Linked DNA regions of Homo sapiens: region 1 is linked to region 2. Evidence: read pairs that join two places in POLR2A ChIA-PET (ENCODE). Cell type or tissue: endothelial cell of umbilical vein. All regions are shown on one strand. Links, peaks and the distances in the headings refer to the core of each region. The heading gives the core; the rest is flanking DNA. Region 1 overlaps KDM2B (lysine demethylase 2B). Region 2 overlaps TMEM120B (transmembrane protein 120B).

What was found. Peaks named below come from ENCODE experiments on the same cell type or tissue, not always from the same donor. Only the 100,000 strongest peaks of a DNase experiment are listed, where the experiment ranks them.
Region 1: POLR2A ChIA-PET joins it to region 2 with 5 read pairs; 4 of 35 experiments call an interaction of 5 or more read pairs at or near these places.

What each region holds. Positions count from the first base shown.
Region 1 is chr12:121,507,571-121,515,570 of GRCh38, reverse strand. KDM2B (lysine demethylase 2B) reads left to right here. Exons shown (of 23, transcript NM_032590.5): 10 at 2,169-2,295; 11 at 5,532-6,004. Among named protein-coding and RNA genes, the nearest start is that of MIR7107, 67 kb to the right of the region's middle. RefSeq lists enhancers at 1-294, 787-896, 1,207-1,276 and a silencer at 1,494-1,787. In endothelial cell of umbilical vein, for the core only: no CTCF peak of the experiment used is centred there; no DNase peak of the experiment used is centred there.
Region 2 is chr12:121,741,930-121,754,367 of GRCh38, reverse strand. It overlaps TMEM120B (transmembrane protein 120B), which reads right to left. Exons shown (of 12, transcript NM_001080825.2): 2 at 10,621-10,739; 3 at 5,926-6,042; 4 at 3,929-3,988; 5 at 2,145-2,240. Among named protein-coding and RNA genes, the nearest start is that of TMEM120B, 35 kb to the right of the region's middle. In endothelial cell of umbilical vein, for the core only: no CTCF peak of the experiment used is centred there; a DNase peak (open chromatin) is centred at 5,317; H3K27ac peaks cover 1,594 bases.

The DNA of each region.
Region 1 (8,000 bases), core at 1-8,000, 240 kb after region 2:
TTGTCAGCAGAGAGCAGGGCAGTGGAGGTGGGCAAGTGTGATTCGGGGAGGGTGGGAGAGTGTGATTAGGGGGTGGCAGAGTGTGGTTGGGGGTGGCGAGTGTGATTAGAGGGGGTGGCGAGTGCGATTTGGAGGTGGGGAGTGTGATCAGGGGGGTGGGGAGTGTGATTAGGGGGATGAGGAGTGTAATTAGAGGGGGTGGGGAGTGTGATTAGGGGGATGGGGAGTGTGATCAGGGGATGGGGAGTGTGATTGGGGGATGGGGAGTATGATTGGGGGCGGGGAGTATGATTGGGGGCGGGGAGTGTGATTGGGGGATGGGGAGTGTGATTGGGGGATGGGGAGTGTGATTAGGGGATGGGGAGTGTGATTAGGGGAGTGGGGAGTGTGATTAGGGGGTGGGGAGTGTGATTAGGGGGATGGGGAGTGTGATCAGGGGATGGGGAGTGTGATTGGGGGATGGGAAGTGTGATTGGGGGACGGGGAGTGTGATTAGAGGGGGTGGGGAGTGTGATTGGGGGTGGGGAGTGTGATTAGAGGGGGTGGGGAGTGTGATTGGGGGTGGGGAGTGTGATTGGGGGTGGGGAGTGTGATTAGAGGGGGATGGGGAGTGTAATTAGAGGGGGATAGGGAGTGTGATTAGAGGGGGTGGGGAGTGTGATTAGAGGGGGATGGGGAGTGTAATTAGAGGGGGATAGGGAGTGTGATTAGGGGGTGGGGAGTGTGATTAGGGGGTGGGGGGGTGTGAATAGGAGGGTGGAGAGTGTGAATAGGAGGGTGGGGAGTGTGATGGGGGGATGGGGAGTGTGAATGGGGGGATGGGTGAGTGCGATTAGGGGAGTGAAGATATTAGGGGCAGGGGAGTGTGATTAGAAGGTGGGAGAATGTAATTGTTCACCATCCAACTCCCTGAGTTCGCATAGGATCAGGGAGGGGAGGAGGGCTTTCTCGTCCCCGCAGACACCCTCTTGGCAAGAGAGCCAGGGAGCAAGGTGTGAGTGTGGGCATGTGAGACCATCGTGTGGCCTCTGCAGGAGAGGCCCCGTGTGGGTGTCAGGGACCTCTTTCCATCCTTGTGTTGGGTCCATCAGTGGCGTTGTTTCCTTCCCATCTTTCGGTGACATCTCATCTGTACAGACCCTGAACTGCCCCCCGTGGAATCTCCCGGGGCTCAGGCCTTTTGACAGTTCTAGTACACAAAGCTGTCTCCACCTTTACTTCCTCTTCTATGATAAACAGCCAACCAGCAACATGGCAAACCCCATCTCTACAAAAAATACAAAAAAACCCAGCCAGGCGTGGTGGTGCGCGCGCCAGTAGTCCCAGCTACTCACAGGGCTGAGGCAGGAGGGTCGCTTGAGCCCAGGAGGTCGAGGCTGAGTGAGCTATGATCGTGCCACTGCACTCCAGCCTGGGTGACAGAGGTGGGACAAAAGGGATCTCCTGCTCCAGACCCGAGATGTGTCTCCCTCAGCTCAGCATCACGCTGGTCTCAGGTCATACCTGGGACCTCTGTCAGAGGGAGCCCTTGTGGCCTTGCAGGCTGGGCAGTGCCAGACGGGTGTGGGGAGGAGCAGGAGATGGACCCCTTCAAGGCCCCACCCCTGGAGGTAGGCGAGGCCACACCCCCTCACTCTTATTGGTCCGCTGGCCTGGCCTCCCTCCCAACAAACAGGAGGAGGCTCCATAACCTGTCTGCAAATAGATAAGGCTTGGAAGTTGATTTCTGGTTTTCAAGCAGGAGGGAGGAACAGCAGAATCTGTGCAGGAATTTTCAGAAACAAGGAGGAACCTATGTCTGTTGTAGCTAGAATCAGGCAGCGGCTCCCACCTGCAGGTGCCCACACTCTCTGCAGGCAGGTCAGGGGAGAATTCTGTTTTTCTGCATCTCACGGGAGCATCAAGTGGCCCCCATCCAACCTCTGGGGCGTGCAGCTCAGGGACCTTTGAGATGAGGCGCTCATGCGGGCCTCGTCCTCCGCCTCATTTGTGCATGCTGCCGGCATCTCCCTTCCAGCACCCCACCATTTCTCCCCCGACCATCCATGCTCTCGCTAAGATGATGACAGTGACCCTCACCTGCAGGGAGCCTGCCCCGCACTTCTCTCCCTCCTTCCCCCTTCGCCCTCTGGAAACTGACCTCTGCCTGCCTGCGTCTTTGCTTTCAGGTGCAGCCCAAATTCCGTTACCCCTTCTACTATGAGATGTGCTGGTATGTCCTGGAGAGATACGTGTACTGTGTGACCCAGCGCTCCCACCTCACTCAGGAATACCAGAGGGAGTCGATGCTTATTGGTGAGTGAACCGGAGGGAGCCCACGGCCTCGGCTGCACAGCTGGGGCAGAAATCATTTTCTCAGTGGGGCCTGGAGACACTCCCTGAGTTTTGGGGATTCGTTGAATCAGTGTATTGGGCAGAATCCTAGGAACCCCTCAGGGGAAGCCATTCTTGCCAGTTTCCCACCTGGAATACAGAGTCCAAGAAAATGAATTCGGATCCCCAAAAGAGTCACGTGTGTGGCCTCCAGCCCATGGCTGTGTAGATGCAGGTTGGGGCCGCCCCGGGCTTGGCTGCTAAAACGGGATCACCCCACAGAGCAGAGAATCCTCGTTCTTTTGGCTCTTCCGTGGACACCAGCTGATTTTTCCTCCTGCACTGGAGGTTGGGTTTTTATCTATGTAAGAGCAGTCCTGTGAGATGCAGCCAGTCTCTGAAAACTCAAGGCTGTCTTTGAGGCAGCAGGAGGGGTGACCAGGGCAGGTGGTGCGGGCCTGGAGGAGCAGGAGAGAGTGTTTGGAGCCGCTGCAGCGCCCAGCCCTGCTGCCAGTACTTAAAGGGACATCATCCCCCCCGAACACGGCTCTGCCCTTGAATCTTGACTCACAGACGCCCGCCCTGAAGTTGGATCTGGCTGTGACTGCAAGCCCCGACCAGCAATCTAGAGGAAGAACGTGATTCCTCTCGGCTGCGTCTGAGCTGTTGTGGTGCAGGGGTTTTCCTGGATGATGTAGAGTCTGCAGCATCTCAGACACTGCATCTTTTTTTTTTTAACCAGGGGATAGAAAGATGAGACTGGTCTGTCTCCTTGAGGGTCTGCACAATTTTTCCTGCAGCCTCTAGGATTTTTAGATTCTTTTTTTATTTCCCCTTTACAGTAAGCCTCTTCCATCCCTTCCCTTATGCCCCATCCTTAATGACGTTCAGGGTTTCCAGGCTGGGCGTATGATGGGGAACCAGTGTTTCTGCTGGGGCCTTCACTGGGAAGTCTTTGCCTGTGAGGTCTGTCGCGAGCCTCATTCCCGCCTGATGATGTGATATTCAGGGGGTTGGAAAGTCCCGAAACCCTACAACCTGCCCTTCTGGAGCTCCCAGCCTGGTAGGAGAGAAGGGAAATGATCCTGAAATAGCGTGAGAGCCGCTATGATCACAGTAACTCCACGATCCCCCGGAGACAGAGGCTGGGGAGAGTGAGAGGCTTTCTGAGTGTCTGCAGTCCCCAGGCCAGAAGGCCGAGGGTTGGTTCTTTCACTTGGACATTTAGGGCAGAAGAATAATATTCCATTCGCAGGCACAGGAGGAAATCTCGAGGTGGTGCTTGGGTAATCAGTACCCACATCTTCCTTACGTTTTCCTGCCACTGTTTTCCCTCTGGCTCTCCCAGTCCATCTGCCAATGAGAAGGGGCAACGTGAGGGAGACACCCCCTCCATCCAGAGCTGCTGTGTGCCAGTGCCTGTGCCCAGGGATACCTGTGTACTCCGCACCACGGCTTTCTGAGGGTGTTTCCTTTGCCTTATATTTTTTAAGCAGCCCTATTAGGATATAGTTCCCATATCACACAATTCACCATTTAGGGTGTAGAATCCAGTGGTTTTTAGTCTATTCACAGATACATGCAGCCACTGCTGCAGTCAATTTCACATTTTCATCACCGCAAAAAGAAACCCGGGGCCGGGCACAGTGGCTCATGCCTGTAATCCTAGCACCACCGGGCGCGATGGCTCACGCCTGTAATCCCAGCACTTTGGGAGGCTGAGGCGTGTGGATCACTTGAGGTCAGGAGTTCGAGATCAGCCTGGCCAACATGGTGACACCTCGTCTCTACTAAAAATATGAAATTAGTTCAGTGTGGTGGCACATGCCTGTAATCCCAGGTACTCGGGAGGCTGAGGCAGGAGACTCGCTTGAACCTGGGAGGCGGAGGTTGCGGTGTGCCGAGATCGCGCCATTGCACTCCAGTCTGGCCAACAAAGTGAGACTCTGTCTCAAAAAAAAAAAAAAAAAAAAAAATTCCTAGCATTTTGGGAGGCCGAGGCGGGTGGATCCCTGACGTTAGGAGTTCGAGACCAACCTGACCAACAAGGTAAAACCCTGTCTCTACTAAAAAACACAAAAATTAGCTGGGTGTGGTGGTTCACCTGTAATCTCAGCTACTCGGGAGGCTGAGGCAGGAGAATCCCTTGAACCCAGGAGATGGAGGTTGCAGTGAGCTGAGATCACTCCAATGCACTCCAGCCTGGGTGACAGAGCGAGACTCTGTCTCAAAAAAAAAAAGAGAAAAGACAAAAGAAAAGAAAGAAACTCATACCCTTCAGCTGTTGTCTCATCTCCCTACCCTGCCCTTTCCCCAGCCCTAGGCAACTACTCATCTACTTTCTGTCCCTATAGATGTCCCCTGCCTGGGACATTTCACTGAGTTGAATCATATAATAGATGCTCTCTTAGACTTATTTTTATTTTATTTTAGTATTATTATTATTATTATTATTATTATTTTTTGAGACAGGGCCTTGCTCTGTTGCCCAGGTTGGAGTGCAGTGGTGCATTCATGGCTTACTGCAGCCTCCACCTCCCAGGCTCAAGTGATCCTCCCATCTCAGCCTCCCAAGTAGCTGGGACTACAGGTGCACATCATCACACCCAGCTAATTTGTGTATTTTTTGTAGAGATGGGGTTTCACTGTGTTTCTCAGTCTGGTCTCAAACTCCTGGGCTCAAGCAATCCACTCGCCTAGGCCCCTCAAAGTGTAGGGATTATAGGCGTGAGCCACTGCACCCAGCCTCGACTTATTTTTAGACATTAAAAAGTAAAGTGCCAGATACCAGCCTGGGCAATATAACGAGACCTCATCTCTACAAAAAAAGCTTAAAAAAAAAACTAGCTGAGTGTGGTGGGCGCACCAGCAGGAGGATCACTTGAACCCGGGAGGCGGAGGTTGCAGCGAGCTGAGATTGTGCCACTACAGTCCAGCCTCGGCAACTGAGCAAGACTGTCTTTATATAAATAAATAAAGTGCCAGTGTTCAGAGAGGCGGGGCAACCCATGTGGGTGCACACAGCCGGGAAGCAGCAGGGTGGGGATCTGAACCTGCGTCCCCCACGGCCTTTCCAGAGGCTGGAGGCACTGACCATTAGGATTGTTAGAGAAGCTGGATCTCTGGAGTAAAGGGGACTTTTGGTGAGTGGAGGTTCCAAAGACCTTGGCAGGGAGTTAGGTGTCATCTCGGTCTTTCTTGTGACCCTGCCCCCACAGATGCCCCGAGGAAGCCCAGCATAGACGGCTTCTCTTCGGATTCCTGGCTGGAGATGGAGGAGGAGGCCTGTGATCAGCAGCCTCAGGAGGAGGAGGAGAAGGACGAGGAGGGCGAGGGCAGGGACAGGGCACCCAAACCGCCCACCGATGGCTCCACTTCACCCACCAGCACGCCCTCTGAGGACCAGGAGGCCCTCGGGAAGAAGCCCAAAGCACCTGCCCTGCGATTCCTCAAAAGGACTTTGTCTAATGAGTCGGAGGAAAGTGTGAAGTCCACCACATTGGCCGTAGACTACCCCAAGACCCCCACCGGCTCTCCCGCCACGGAGGTCTCTGCCAAATGGACCCATCTCACTGAGTTTGAACTGAAGGGCCTGAAAGCTCTGGTGGAGAAACTGGAATCCCTCCCGGAGAACAAGAAGTGTGTCCCCGAGGGCATCGAGGACCCCCAGGCACTCCTGGAGGGTGTGAAGGTGGGCAGGAGTGGCGTCTGGGGCTGGGCGGCCGAGGAGGGCCGGGCAGGTCCCGTTCAGTGTGACACGTGCAGCTCAGCTCACGATGGCTCTGTGCAGATTGCTCTGAGCATTCGGGTGGGCGCTGCGAGGGGGCTTCTGGGGTCTCAGTCCACAAAAGCCTATGTAGGGTGTCCAAGCAGAGGCCATCATTAAGAGCTGCAGAGGGTGGGTGGGGTGGCTCACACCTGTAATCCTAACACTGGGAGGCTGAGGTGGGCAGATCACTTGAAGTCATGAGTTCAAGACCAGCCTGGCTAACATGGTGAAACCCCGTCTCTACTAAAAAAAAAAAAGGAAAATTAGCCATGCCTGGTGGCGTATGCCTGTAGTCCCAGCTACTTGGGAGGCTGAGGCAGAAGAATTGCTCGAACCTGGGAGGTGGAGGTTGCAGTGAGCTGAGATCGCACCACTGCACTCCAGCCTGGGCAACAGAGCAAGACTCTGTCTCAAAAAAACAAAAGAGCTGTAGAGGACCCCCTTTTGGAACCTCACTCTGTGGCTGACGAGTTTTCTTCTCAGCACTTATTGGAAACCTGAGTCCCCACCAGCAGGTGTGACATGTGCAGCAGTTGCTGTCACTGGCCTCGAGAGACGAACCCCTCCAGCCTTGTCAGGAAGCCTCGCTGTCCTGGGCCAGCATGTTGGAGCACGAATCAGTTTCACATGAGCAGGTTGTACATCCCCACAGTCCTTGACACGGCCAGCTGATGCGGGCACTATGTAGCTGCGTGCAGTTTGGAAGTCTTCATTATGACCTGCATTTAATGGATGAGGAAGTAGGCTCAGAGAGGGTACGGGGCATGCCTGAGGTCACACAGTAAGTGGATGGTGGAGCTGGGATGAGGACCCGGGGGTGACTGCAGAGCTTCTGTGTGTCTACCGCTGTGTGGAACTGCCTCTTGTCTCAGCATTAGTAAGGCTTTTTGGTTGAGGCCTCCGAGGCGTCTGGGTGTCCTTCTCCAATGTCTGATGCCCAAGGGAAGCCAGCTAGCTGCCTCCTGGGGTTGGAAACTGAATTTAAGTTTCTTCTTCGGTGGCTGTAAAGTACTCAGGATTGGTAGTTCATTTGTTCATTGTATTTACTTAGGAAACCTTGTGTTGGGCCTGGGATAAAGATATATTAAGATTCACTGGGTGCGGGCCAGGCACGGTGGCTCAGGCCTTAATCCCAGCACTTTGGGAAGCTGAGGCAGATGGATCATTTGAGGCCAGGAGTTTGAGCCCAGCCTGGCCAACATAGGGAGACCCCATCTCTACAAAAAATAAAAAATTTAGCCAGGCATAGTGGCCTGTGCCTGTAGTCCCAGCTACTCTGGAGGCTGAGGAGAGAGGATTGCTTGACCCCAGAAGGTCACTGCTATAGGGAGCCATGGTCTCGCCACTGCACTCTAGCCTGGGCAACAGAGCAAGACCCTGCCTGAAAAAAAACCCAAAACAACCATACTAATCTGAAGAAGAAATGTCTTTCCATGCTTTTGGAAAGTCTTTTTTACTTTATTTTTTTACCGTTGAGACAGACAGGGTGTTACTCTGTTGCACAGGCTGGAATGCAGTGGTGCGAGCTTGGCTCCCTGCAGCCTCGACCTCCCAGGCTCAAGTGATCCTTCTGCCTCAGCCTCCCAAGTAGCTGGGACTACAGGTGCATGCCACCATGCTCGGCTAATTTTTAATTTTTTTGTAGAGATGGGGTCTCACCACATTGCCCAGGCTGGTCTCAAACTACTGAGCTCAAGCGATCCTCCCACCTCAGCTTCCCAAGGTGCTGGGATTACAGGCATGAGCCACTGTGCCTGGCCTAGCCTATTTTTGCCTTTAAAAGCATCTTTGTGTCTGTGATCTATTTCTGTGTGGTGTCGCTGGTTCTGGGAACAGATGTCCTCCTAGGGATGAAACTTGGCTCCTCCTATCCCTCGCCTCTACCTACCTGATTGGCCTGAGGCTGGACTTACCTTAG
Region 2 (12,438 bases), core at 2,083-10,082:
CCAGGCCCTCGGGGAACCTTGGGCCTCAGGACAGCAAGGGTTTGCCTTCGGAGGGCCCTGGAGGTCCCTGTGCAAGGGACTGTGGCTGCACATTGACAACTTTTACCCTCTTTGAGGGAGGCACATGAGGAGTAGTACAGATGTGTGCAGCCTTTGCCCTCGTGGAAACAGGCCAGGCTCTGGGCAGCAGGCGAGCACGGGCCCAGGGCCTGAAAGAGCCTTTGTTTGGGCATTCAAGTGGCCAGACCAGCAGCCGGATGCCCAGCCAAGTGCCTGCCAGGCAATAAACGCTTGGCACATAGGCCAAATGCCCAAACCGTACTTGACCGCTTCCCCTGGGGACAGAGAACCCAGGGCCAGAGAAAGGAACAGCAGCCCAGGCAGGGCAGCAGCAGCCCACAGCCTCACGGCATGGCTGTGCTGCACTTGGACGGTACCAGCAGCTGGGGAGCACCCCCAGCAGCGCCTCCACGTGCCAGCCAGGGTGGAGCTTCCACACACGGTGCCAGCTCCCTGAATTGTCACAGCCCTGTGAGGCAGGGACTGCCGTCACCCTTGTTTTACAGATGGGGAGACTGAGGCTCCCAGAGGGAACCTGCCCATAGTAACAGCCAGTTGGTCTCAAAACCATTTTCTTTTCTCTTTTTCTCTTTTTTTTTTTAAATATAATTGGGATATAATTCACATACCATAAAACTTGTTCTTTTAAAGTATATAATTTAGTGATTTTTAGTATATTCAGAGTTGTACAACCATTACCTAACTCCAGAACATTCTTTTTTTTTTTGTTTGTTTTTGAGACAAGGTCTCGCTCTGTTGTCCAGGCTGGAGTGCAGTGGCACAATCTTGGCTCATTGCAACCTCTGCCTCCCAGGTTCAAGTGATTCTCCTGCCTCAACCTCTTGGGTAGCTGGGATTACAGGCACCCACCACCACGCCTGGCTAATTTTTGTATTTTCAGTAGAGACAGGGTTTGACCATGTTGCCCAGGCTGGGAGAACATTCTTATTACTCTAAAAAAAAACCTTGTACCCAGTAGCAGTCATGCCCTCCTTCCTGCCTCCCGCAGCCCCTGGCCACCACTCACCTACTCCCCGTCTCTATAGATTTGCCTGTTCTGGGCAGTTCTCAGCAATGGAATCCTACTGTGTATCTTTTTGTGACTGGTTCTTTAACTCAGCATCACATTTTCAAGGTTCATCCATGCTGCAGCCTGGCTCCGTACTGGTGACAGTACTTCATTTCTCTCTCCCTTTTGTTCAGACCAGGTCTCCCTCTGTCCCCAAGGCTAAAGTGCAGTGGTGTGATCATGGCTCACTGCAGCCTCAAACTCCTGGACTCAAACAGTCCTCCCATCTCAGCCTCCCAAAGTGCTGAGATTACAGGTGTGAGCCACTGCACCCAGCTAAATAATTTTATTTTTTATCTTTGTAGAGATGGGGGTCTTGCTGTGTTACCCAGGATAGGCTCAAACTCCTGACCTCGAGTAGTCCTCCTGCCTCCCAAAGTACTGTACTGGGATTACAGGTGTGAGCCACCACGCCCAACTTTTCATTTCTCTTCATAGCTGAATGATATGCCACTGTACAGATAGACCACAGTGAACTCCTTTTTTTTGGGGTGACAGAGCAAGACTCTGTCACCCAGGCTGGAGTGCAGCGATCTCAACTCACTGCAACCTCTGCCTCCTGGGTTCAAGCGATTCTCCTGTCTCACCCTTCCGAGTAGCTGGGACTAAAGACATACTCCACCATGCCTGGCTAATTTTTGCATTTTTAGTAGAGACAGGGTTTCACCATGTTGGCCAGGCTGGTCTTGAACTCCTGACCTCAAATGATCTGCCTGCCTCGGCCTCCCAAAGTACTGGGATTACAGGCGTGAGCCACCGCGCCAGGTAATGAACTCCTTCTTAACTAGTACAGTACAAGGCCTTTCCAGCAGCCGTTTAACAGATACTTGTTGGATGGAGGTGGGGCAGACAGGACTGGCATTTCCCATGAGAAATGGCCCCTCTCTCCCCTACACCTCATCATGCCAAACAACACAGAAGCAGGAGAGGCTCCGGGTCCCCTGGATCCCTCTCTCCCGGCCCCCACCTGACGTCTGCATGCCCAGGCCCAGGCACACACGGCCACACCCACTACCTGTAGTGAAGGACAAATCGACATGCCACGGCACCCAGGAGCAGGATGATGGTCAGGTAGAGCTTGAACTTCTCATATTCGTCCTTGTAGGCGAACCTGCCACGACAGACACGCCCAGGGGTGTGCCCCTTACCATGACTATTCCAGCACCTGGGCATGGCCCTCAGCCCCATCAGACCCTTGTCCTTCAGCCACTGCCATGGCCCATAAGGACCTTCCCATTCCACTAAAGGAAAGACCTGGCCTTGACGGGTTAGTGGTGACCAATGAGGGGAAGAGGGCCAAGTATGCAGAAGGCCCATGTCCCTGGACTCTGGTCTGGGGCTCTGGGCCCATGCTGGGGACAGGCAGGGGGCAGAGACAGGGCCTCTTCCCTCAACCAACTGCTGCTGCTGAAAGGCCAGGGTTTGCGGCTGTCTGGAAATGGGGTAGACTCAGAGTAGACTGGACTGCCCATCTCCCTATGTGTGTGATAGGGCGTGAAACAGAGCAGGGCCATTTCTTGTGCGAAATGGGAAGTCCTGTCCACCCAACATACTGACTTGGAGGAAGGGAGGGAGGGGAGGGAGGGGAGGGAGGGAAGGAAGGGAAGGAACCAAGGAACCAACCCTCTCCCAGGTGCTCTACCTACAGAGGAGGAGAGTGTCAGAAACTCCAAAAGCCAGCGCCTCACCTGTGACCAGGTTTTTATTTATGCAAAAATTCTAGCTTAGATGCAACTTCCCTGAGCTGAAGGAACAGAATGCCGGAGGCCTCTGAGCCAGGTGAAAAGCGTGAGACGGGGTGTGGGTTGGGGTGTAGGATAGGGTGTGGGGTGAGAGTGGGGTGGGATGTGAATATGGGGTGTGGGGTGGGGTGTGGGTGTGGGGTGGGGTGTGGGTGTGGGGTGTGTGGTGTGGGTGTGGGGTATGGGGTGTGGGTGTGGGGTGTGGGTATAGGTGTCGGTGTGGGGTGTGGGGTGTTGGGTATTAGGTGTGGGGTGTGAATGGGGGTGTGGGGTGTTGGGTGTGGGGTGTGAGTATAGGTGTGGGTGTGGGGTATGGGGTGTTAGGTGTGGGGTGTGGGTTTGGGGTATAGGTATGGGTGTAAGGTGTGGGGTGTGGGTTTGGGTTTGGGGTGTGGGTGTGGGGTGTAGGTGTGGGGTGTGAGTGTGGAGTGTGATATGGGTGTAGAGAGTGGGTGTCAGTTTGGGGTGTGGGTGTTGGGTGTGGGGTGTGAATATGGGGTGTGGGGTGTGGGGTGTGGGTGTGGGGTGTGTGGTGTGGGTGTGGGGTGTTAGTGTGGGGTGTGGGGTGAGGTGTGGGTGTGGGGTGTGGGGTGTGGGTGTGGGATGTGGGGTGTGGTGTGTGGTGTGGGTGTGGGGTGTGGGTATGGGGTGTGGAGTGTGGTGTGTGGTGTTGGTGTGGGGTGTTGTGTATGGGGTGTGGGGTGTAGGTGTGGCTGTAAGGTGTGGAGTGTGAGTGTGGAGTGTGGGGTGTGAGTATGGGGTGTGGGTGTAGGGTGTGGGTGGGGTGTTGGCATGGGGTGTGGGTTTTGAGTGTGTGGTGTGGGGTGTGGGTGTGGGTGTGGGTGTGGGTTCGCAGTGTGGGGTGTGGGTGTGGTGTTGGTGTTGGTGTTGGTGTGGGTGGGGTGTTGGTGTGGAGTGTGGGTGTGGGTTTGAGGTGTGGGGTGTTGGTGTGGGTGTGGATGTGGGGTGTGGGTTCTCAGTGTGGGGTTTGGGGTGTGGGTGTGGGTGTGGGGGCGGTGTGAGGTGTGGGTCTGGGTGGTGGGTGGGGGACACTTACTTGGCCTGGTTGCTGAGGAGGGTCACGTTCACATTGCCGAGGACCAGGTTCAAGTAGAGCCTGGAAGGAAACACCTGTGAGGGGCATGATCCTTAGCAGGTGGGTGCGAATCAACAACATTCAAACTCAACACACTTAATGAGCACATCCCAAGCACTGATGTTAGAAGATAGGGGGCCTAAGCTCAGCGGGCAAATGGGCCCCCACATCGAGTGAGAATGACAACTAACCAAAGGACATTAACCTGTGACAGGACAGTGTGAGGAGTCGATTTCTCCTCCATGCTACCCTAGAGACCGTATTTCTAAGCCTGCCTTGCAGCCAGATGTGAGCAGGTGACTAAGCATAGCCAATGAGGTGGAGGCAAAGGTACAACCTCTAGGTCAATTTTTAAAGAATTTTCTTTATTTTTCATTATTATTATTATTATCATTGTTATTATTTTTAGAGACAGGGTCTCACTCTGTTGCCCAGGCTAGAGTGCAATGGTATGATCATAGCTCACTGCAGTGTTTTTTGTTTTTTTTTTTTTTTGAGACAGAGTCTCGGTCTGTCACCCAGACTGGACTGCAGTGGCACGATCAGGACTCGCTATAACCTCCACCTCCTGGGTTCAAGCAATTCTGCTGCCTCAGCCTCCCAAGTAGCTGGGATTACAGGCACGTGCCACCAGGCCAGCTAATTTTTGTATTTTTAGTAGGTTTAGGGGTTTCACCATGTTGGCCAGGCTGGTCTTGAACTCCTAACCTTAAGTGATCCACCTGCCTCCGTCTCCCAAAGTGCTGGGATTACAGGCATGAGCCACTGTGCCCAGCGTCACTGCAGTCTTGAACCTCTAGGCTCAAGTAGTCCTCCCACCTCAGTCGCCAAAGTAGCTGGGATTATGGGTACACACCAGCACACCAATTTTGTTAAAGTTTTGTAGAGATGTGGTCTCACAATGTTGTCCAGGCTGGTCTTGAATTCCTGGGCTCAAGTGATCCTCCCACCTCGGCCTCCCGAAGTGCTGGGATGACAGGCACAAGCCACCGCGCCCGGCCTTGAGTTGGGTTTTCTATCGTTTGCAATCCAAAGATTCCCAACTGAGGTTAAGAGGCACAGAGGCCTAGGGACAGAGGGGCAGGAAGGCAGACACGCATGACACTGTAAGAGGGTCACGAATGCTAGGCTGCTGCTCATTCTGCAGAAAATGATCATCACTTAACTCATGGGGTCTATTCGAACACAGTCAAAAAGGAGAAGCTCGGAGGAATGGGTTAAAATATAACAGGGCTAGCCAGCTCCCTCCCACCCGCTACAGGCCTGAAAGGAGCCCCTCCTCCTAATGCACGGCTCTGACTCAGCGCGAGGCTGATCCGGAAAACAGGGTCAGGGTGAACTGACTGTGCTCAGCAGCGTTAAGTCAGGTCATGATGATATGAGGCTGTAAGCAGCTCTCTCTCTCCAGAACAAGGTGGCAATGACATCACTTAAGGGAGGGAACGGGGACTTCTCTGAAGGGGGAAAATACAAAGAACGTGGGCTTTGGAGTCAGAATGTCTGCTGTTCACATCCTGGTGTGGCCAAACATTCGCTGATGTCTCTGAATCTTGTAAAAATGGGCATCTCTTGGTCTGACGCACAGATTGTTGAGGATAAACCAGGTGACATCACAGGAGGTCCCGGCACAGCTCTGAGCGTGCAGGAGGCACGCAATGCATGTTTGTTCTCCTGGGAGAGGACAGTTTCCCTCTTAACCCCAGGTGTCAGCAGGCATGCAGTGAGTGCTGGTTCCTTGCAACGGACCTCCCAGGAATGCTGCTGTCACACGGTGTGGCTAAGGTCCCCTCCTGGGCTCATGGAGGAATGTGTAAGGAAGGCTCCTTATCTCTCCTGCCCTTGTTTCCCTCTTTCCCCTTCAATCTGAGCACCAGCAGGAAGGCGAGAGTTATATGGACCAGCTGTGCTAGGCCTGGGCATGGGCCTGTGCTAGGGGTGGGGAGGTTGCCAGCTCCTACCCGTTCTTCTTGGGCAGGTAGGCCTCCATGTCGAAGAAGACGTCCTGCCGCTCCTTGATGTTCGCTGCCATCTGCTGAACGAGCTCCGCCTCCTCCCGACTGGCATGGCGTTTGCACCTGCGGACAGAGATGCAGGCACAGGGGAAGGGGCGTCACTCAGAGGGAGGAGGGCTATGGACTCCCCGGGCCCCAGCCTCCCACCTTCTACCCCAGTGCCTCCTACCTTCTACCCCAGCCTCCCACCTTCTACCCCAGCCTCCCACCTTCTACCCCAGTGCCTCCCACCTTCTACCCCAGCCTCCCACCTTCTACCCCAGCCTCCCACCTTCTACCCCAGCCTCCCACCTTCTACCCCAGTGCCTCCCACCTTCTACCCCAGCCTCCCACCTTCTACCCCAGTGCCTCCCACCTTCTACCCCAGCCTCCCACCTTCTACCCCAGTGCCTCCCACCTTCTACCCCAGCCTCCCACCTTCTACCCCAGTGCCTCCCACCTTCTACCCCAGCCTCCCACCTTCTACCCCAGTGCCTCCCACCTTCTACCCCAGCCTCCCACCTTCTACCCCAGTGCCTCCCACCTTCTACCCCAGCCTCCCGCCTTCTACCCCAGCCTCCCGCCTTCTACCCCAGCCTCCCGCCTTCTACCCCAGCCTCCCGCCTTCTACCCCAGCCTCCCGCCTTCTACCCCAGCCTCCCGCCTTCTACCCCAGCCTCCCGCCTTCTACCCCAGCCTCCCGCCTTCTACCCCAGCCTCCCGCCTTCTACCCCAGCCTCCCGCCTTCTACCCCAGCCTCCCGCCTTCTACCCCAGCCTCCCGCCTTCTACCCCAGCCTCCCGCCTTCTACCCCAGCCTCCCGCCTTCTACCCCAGTGCCTCCCGCCTTCTACCCCAGCCTCCCGCCTTCTACCCCAGCCTCCCGCCTTCTACCCCAGCCTCCCGCCTTCTACCCCAGCCTCCCGCCTTCTACCCCAGCCTCCCGCCTTCTACCCCAGCCTCCCGCCTTCTACCCCAGCCTCCCGCCTTCTACCCCAGCCTCCCGCCTTCTACCCCAGCCTCCCGCCTTCTACCCCAGCCTCCCGCCTTCTACCCCAGCCTCCCGCCTTTTACCCCAGCCTCCCGCCTTCTACCCCAGTGCCTCCCGCCTTCTACCCCAGCCTCCCGCCTTCTACCCCAGCCTCCCACCTTCTACCCCAGTGCCTCTCGCAACCGCAGTTCCCCATCTCAACTCTCGGGGTTGGAGGAGTGATGCTGCCTCCCAGGTAGTCTTGTGACTTTCAGAAAGTCCTTAAACCTCTCTGCCTTATTTTCCATACCTGAAAAGCCGGGATAACCTCAAGCCTACCTCACAGACAATAGCCTGGTGAGGATTAAATGAGTAAGTACAGCATAGAGCATCTAGAATAATACTTGATAGTATGAGCTCAAGGGATAATTACTGACAATACTATTTTTCTTCTCATTTTTCTTTTCTTTTCTTTTTTTTTTTGAGACAGAGTCTTGCTCTGTCGCCCAGGCTGGAGTGCAGTGGCGCCATCTCGGCTCGCTGCAAGCTCCGCCTCCTGGGTTCACGCCATTCTCCTGCCTCAGCCTCCCAAGTAGCTGGGATTACAGGTGCCTGCCACCACGCCCAGCTAATTTTTTTTTTGTATTTTTAGAAGAGATGGGGTTTCACCATGTTAGCCAGGATGGTCTCGATCTCCTGACCTCATGATCTGCCTGCCTCGGCCTCCCAAAGTGTTGGGATTACCGGCGTGAGCCACCACGCCCGGCCTTCTTCTCATTTTTCTAAAGAAATAGCTAGCAGGCATGATGTTATAGTCCCAGCACATACGCCTATGATCCCAGCACTTTGGGAGGCCAGGGCAGGAGGATCACTTGAGGCCATGAGTTTGAGACCAGCCTGACTAACATAGCAAGACCCCGTCTCTATAAAAAATTAATTAAAGAAAACAACCAAGGCCGGGTGCAGTGGCTCAAGCCTGTAATCCCAATACGTTGGGAGGCTGAGGTGGGCCGATCACCTGAGGTTGGGAGTTCAAGACCAGCATGACCAATATGGAGAAACCCCGTCTCTACTAAAAATACAAAATTAGCTGGGCATGGTGGTGCATGCCTGTAATCCCAGCTACTCGGGAGGCTGAGGCAGGAGAATCGCTTGAACCCGGGAGGCAGAGGTTGCAGTGAGCCAAGATCGCACCATTGCACTCCAGCCTGGGCAACAAGAGCGAAACTCTGTCTCAAAAAAAAAAAAAAGTGGGGGGGCGGTTTAAGAAAACAACCAGGGGCTGGGTGTGGTGGCTCATGCCTGTAATCCCAGCACTTTGGGAAACTGAAGTGGGCAGATCACCTGAAGTCAGGAGTTCGAGACCAGCCTGGCCAAAATGGCAAAACCCTGTCTCTACTGAAAATATAAAAATCAGCTGGGTGTGGTGGCAGGCCCCTATAATCCCAGCTACTTGGGAGGCTGAGGCAGGAGAATCACTTGAACCCGGGAGGCAGAGGTTCAGTGAGCCAAGATAGCACCACTGCATTCCAGCCTGGGTGACAGAGCAAAACTCCATCTCAAAAACAACAACAACAATAACAAAAAACAACAACCAAGCATGGTGGTACATGCATGTAGTCCTAGTATTCATGAGGCTAAGGTGGGAGGATCGCTTGAGCCCAGGAGATCAAGGCTGTGGTGAGCCGTGATTGCGCCACTGCACTCCAGCCTGGGTGACAGAGCAAGACACTATCTCAAAAAAAGTAAGGCCAGGCATGGTGGCTCACACCTGTAATCTCAGCACTTTGGGAGGCCGAGGCAGGATGATCACTTAAGGTCAGGAATTTGAGACCAGCCTGGCCAACATGGTGAAACCCTGTCTCTAGTAAAAGTACAAAAATTAGCTGGGCGTGGTGGCGGGCACCTGTAATCCCAGCTACTCGGGAGGCTGAGACAGGAAGAATTGCTTGAACCCGGGAGGCAGAGGTTGCAGTGAGCCGAGATTGCACCACTGCACCCCAGCCTGGGCAACAGAGCGAGACTTCATCTCTGAATGAATGAATGAATGAATGAAAATAATTTTAAAAAATAGAAATAAAGGAATAACCTACAGATGACCAAGAGACAGACAAAAAGGCACCTGAAAGCATAAGCAGTCGACCAATCATGGTCTGTTATTCTTTGGTAACACGGAACTCTCAAAACCAGAAAACAAGTCAGCAGACACATCTCAGAATGACAGGGGTCCTTGGTCTAAGACCCTAACTCACGGGTCAACCTTCTAACCCAGCACTTCTCAACTGAGGACAGCTGGCAATGCCTGGAGAGATCTTGGTGGACACACCTGGGGCAGGAGTGCTACTGGCATCAGTGGGCAGAGGCCAGGGATGCTACTCACTATCCCACAGTGCACTGCACGGCCCCCACAAAGACCCATCAATAGTGCTGGGGTTCGCCATGTGCCCATCTGTGAAGCAATCACTGAGAATCTGAAGAAACTCTAGACTCTGAGCCCTGCCATTACCAAGATGTGTTTTTCCAAAGCCACATCTGGTGACGTGTTTGCACAGGGCCATCCACACTCTCTACCCCTTAGTTGCGGGCCTCCATTTCCAAAATGGCCAGCCACACTGAGAGCTATAATCAGGACCTTCCTCCAAAATTGTCCACAAGGAAAGAGTTGACCAGGAGTCCCAGATTCTAAAATGGAGGCCCAGCTAAGTGACCTGGGACAAGTCACTTGGAGCCTCAGTTTCCCTGCCTGACAATGGGGTCACGGCATCCACTGGGCCCCTTCACATACCAGGCAGGAGGGGACTTCCCAGACCTGGAGACCATGAGTGTCAGGAAATGAACACGATCCAGGCCTTGGGAACTGAACTAAGCTATGAGCTCAAGCACATCTCCACCAGGGATGGCAGCCTAGTGGCCACTACACCAGCAACCCCAGTGGGGAGGGCACCCCACACCCACAAAAGGACGCTGCCTGCTTACTTGTCCGGCAGGGCACCTTCCTATAACAGCACCCAACTTTCACCCGGGAAACTACTTATCTTCTTCTCCCATCACCCATGTGGCCATCCCTCCACCGCCCAGGGCCACAGACTTAGCACACGGCATGGCGCTGCCCAAGCAGCTTCTCAGTGATTGGTTCACAAATGGGCATTCAACCAATCCCAGCCAATGAGGACTGAACCCAGAATGTCGGCTGAAGTACTGGGAACGAGAAACTCTCGGCCAGGCACAGTGGCTCATGCCTGTAATCACAGCTACTCAGGAGGCTGAGGCAGGAGAATCGCTTGAACCCAGGAGACAGAGGTTGCAGTGAGCCGAAATCATGCCATGGCACTCCAGCCTGGGCAACAGAGTGAAAGACTCCATTTCAAGAAAAAAAAAAAAAAAAAAAGAGAGACACTCTCCTTCAGCCAGGGTGGCACAGCCGGCAGGAAGCAAGGCTGGAGAATATAAGCCTGGCACTGCTGGTGAAGGGGACAGTCACCCTGAGAGTGACACCAATCCAGAGGAAGGCAGAATTTAGAGGGAAAAATACATGCCCCAAAACACCCTTTGACTCCTGGATCCAGTGATGCCTGAAGCAACTCCCAGTCCTGTCTTTTTCCACTGAGATTTCCATTCTCTGCTTCAGCCTGTTTTGAGTTGGACTTCTGTCCCTCAGAACCAGGGCAGCCCCCGGGCTACAGCTGCACCTACCTCTGGAGTGTAAGCTTCAAGTCCTTGAGGTGCTTCTTCTGCTTACTGATGGAACTGCTACACAGCGTCTGCAGCGCAGCCAGCTCCTCCAGCTTCTGCTTGTAGATCCTGTGCGTCTCCTGAAGAACAGGGGACCCGGGGGAGGGTGTGTGGGAGAATATGAACAGCTCATTTTCTTTTCTTTTTTTTTTTGAGAGAGTCTCGCTCTGTCACCCAGGCTGGAGTGCAGTGGCATGATCTTGGCTCACTGCAACCTCCGCCTCCTGGGTTCAAGCGATTCTCCTGCCTCAGCCTCCCAAGTAGCTGGGACTACAGGTGCCCACAACTACGCCCAGCTAATTTTTTTTTTTTTGGTATTTTTAGTAGAGATGGGGTTTCACCATATTGGCCAGGCTGGTCTCGAACTCCTGGCCTTGTGACCTGCCCGCTTCGGCCTGCCAAAGTGCTGGGATTACAGGCGTGACTCACCACACCCAGCCAATAAATCACTCTTTATTTAGTGTTCACTTTGAGTTGAGTTTCTGATCCTGACAATGAAGAGAGTTCCTGTTAGGTCAACTAAGAAAAGCACATACCCCTTTCCTTAAAGCCACCCTCCCCACTCCAGACACAGTCACTCCAATGAATTCAATAGCTCATTCCTGAAATAACCATTCAGGGCCACAAGGCCAGGAAAAATATAAGAGACTTCGCCCCAGTGCTGGGGGAACAGAAAACAGTAACTTCTTGACTTTGCCACCATCACATACCTCCAAATAAATACCACCACAGGCAGGGAAACAACCCCTTATCTCTGGACTTCTAAGACAAACACCAACAATCTAGGGAAACCAGCATGGGAGATGAAGACCATGACATTAAAAACAATAAGCTGGCCGGACGCGCTGGCTCACGCCTGTAATCCCAGCACTTTGGGAGGCTGAGGCAGGTAGATCAGAGGTCAGGAGTTCGAGACCAGCCTGGCCAACATGGCAAAACCCCGTCTCTACTAAAAATGTAAAAATTAGCCAGGCGGGCGTCTGTAATCCCAACTACTTGGGAGACTGAGGCAGGAGAATCACTTGAACCCAGGGGGCGGAGGTTGCAGTGAACTAAGACCACGCCACTTCACTCCAGCCTGGGCGAAAGTATGAAACTCCGTCTCAAAAAATAAAAATAAAAACAAAAACAATAAGCCACTGCTCACTTTGGCAGCACATGTACCAAAATTAGAATGATACAGACAAGGTCAACATGGGTCTTGAGGAATTAAAAAACATTGAAAAACAAAGCAACGATAAGCCAACAAACATATTTAAAGTGATTTTTTTTGTTTTGTTTTGTTTTTAGCAGTTGAAGAGATGGATTTATTAGAGGGAGAGCAAAAGGGGATGGTCCAACAGTGAGCACAGAGGCTAAACTCCCCTGCCTGCCAAGCAAGGCACCTAGGTATGAAAATTAAGTCAGGCCGGGCACGGTGGCTCACGTCTGTAATCCCAGCACTTTGGGAGGCCAAGGCAGGCAGATAATTTGAGGTCAGGAGTTCGAGACCAGCCTGACCAAAATAGTGAAACCCTGTCTCTACTAAAAATACAAAAATCAGCCGGGCATGGTGGCGTATGCCTGTAGTCCCAGCTACTCTGGAGGCTGAGACAGGAGAATCGTTTGAATCTGGGAGTCGGAGGTTGCAGTGAGCTGAGATCGTGCCACGGCACTCCAGCCTAGGTGACAGAGCAAGACTCCATCTCAAAAAAAAAAAAAGGAAGTTAAGTCAGTAAATAAGGAAGAGGCAAAGGCTAAGAATTAACTAGATGACAATTAGGAGACATCCAAGAATGC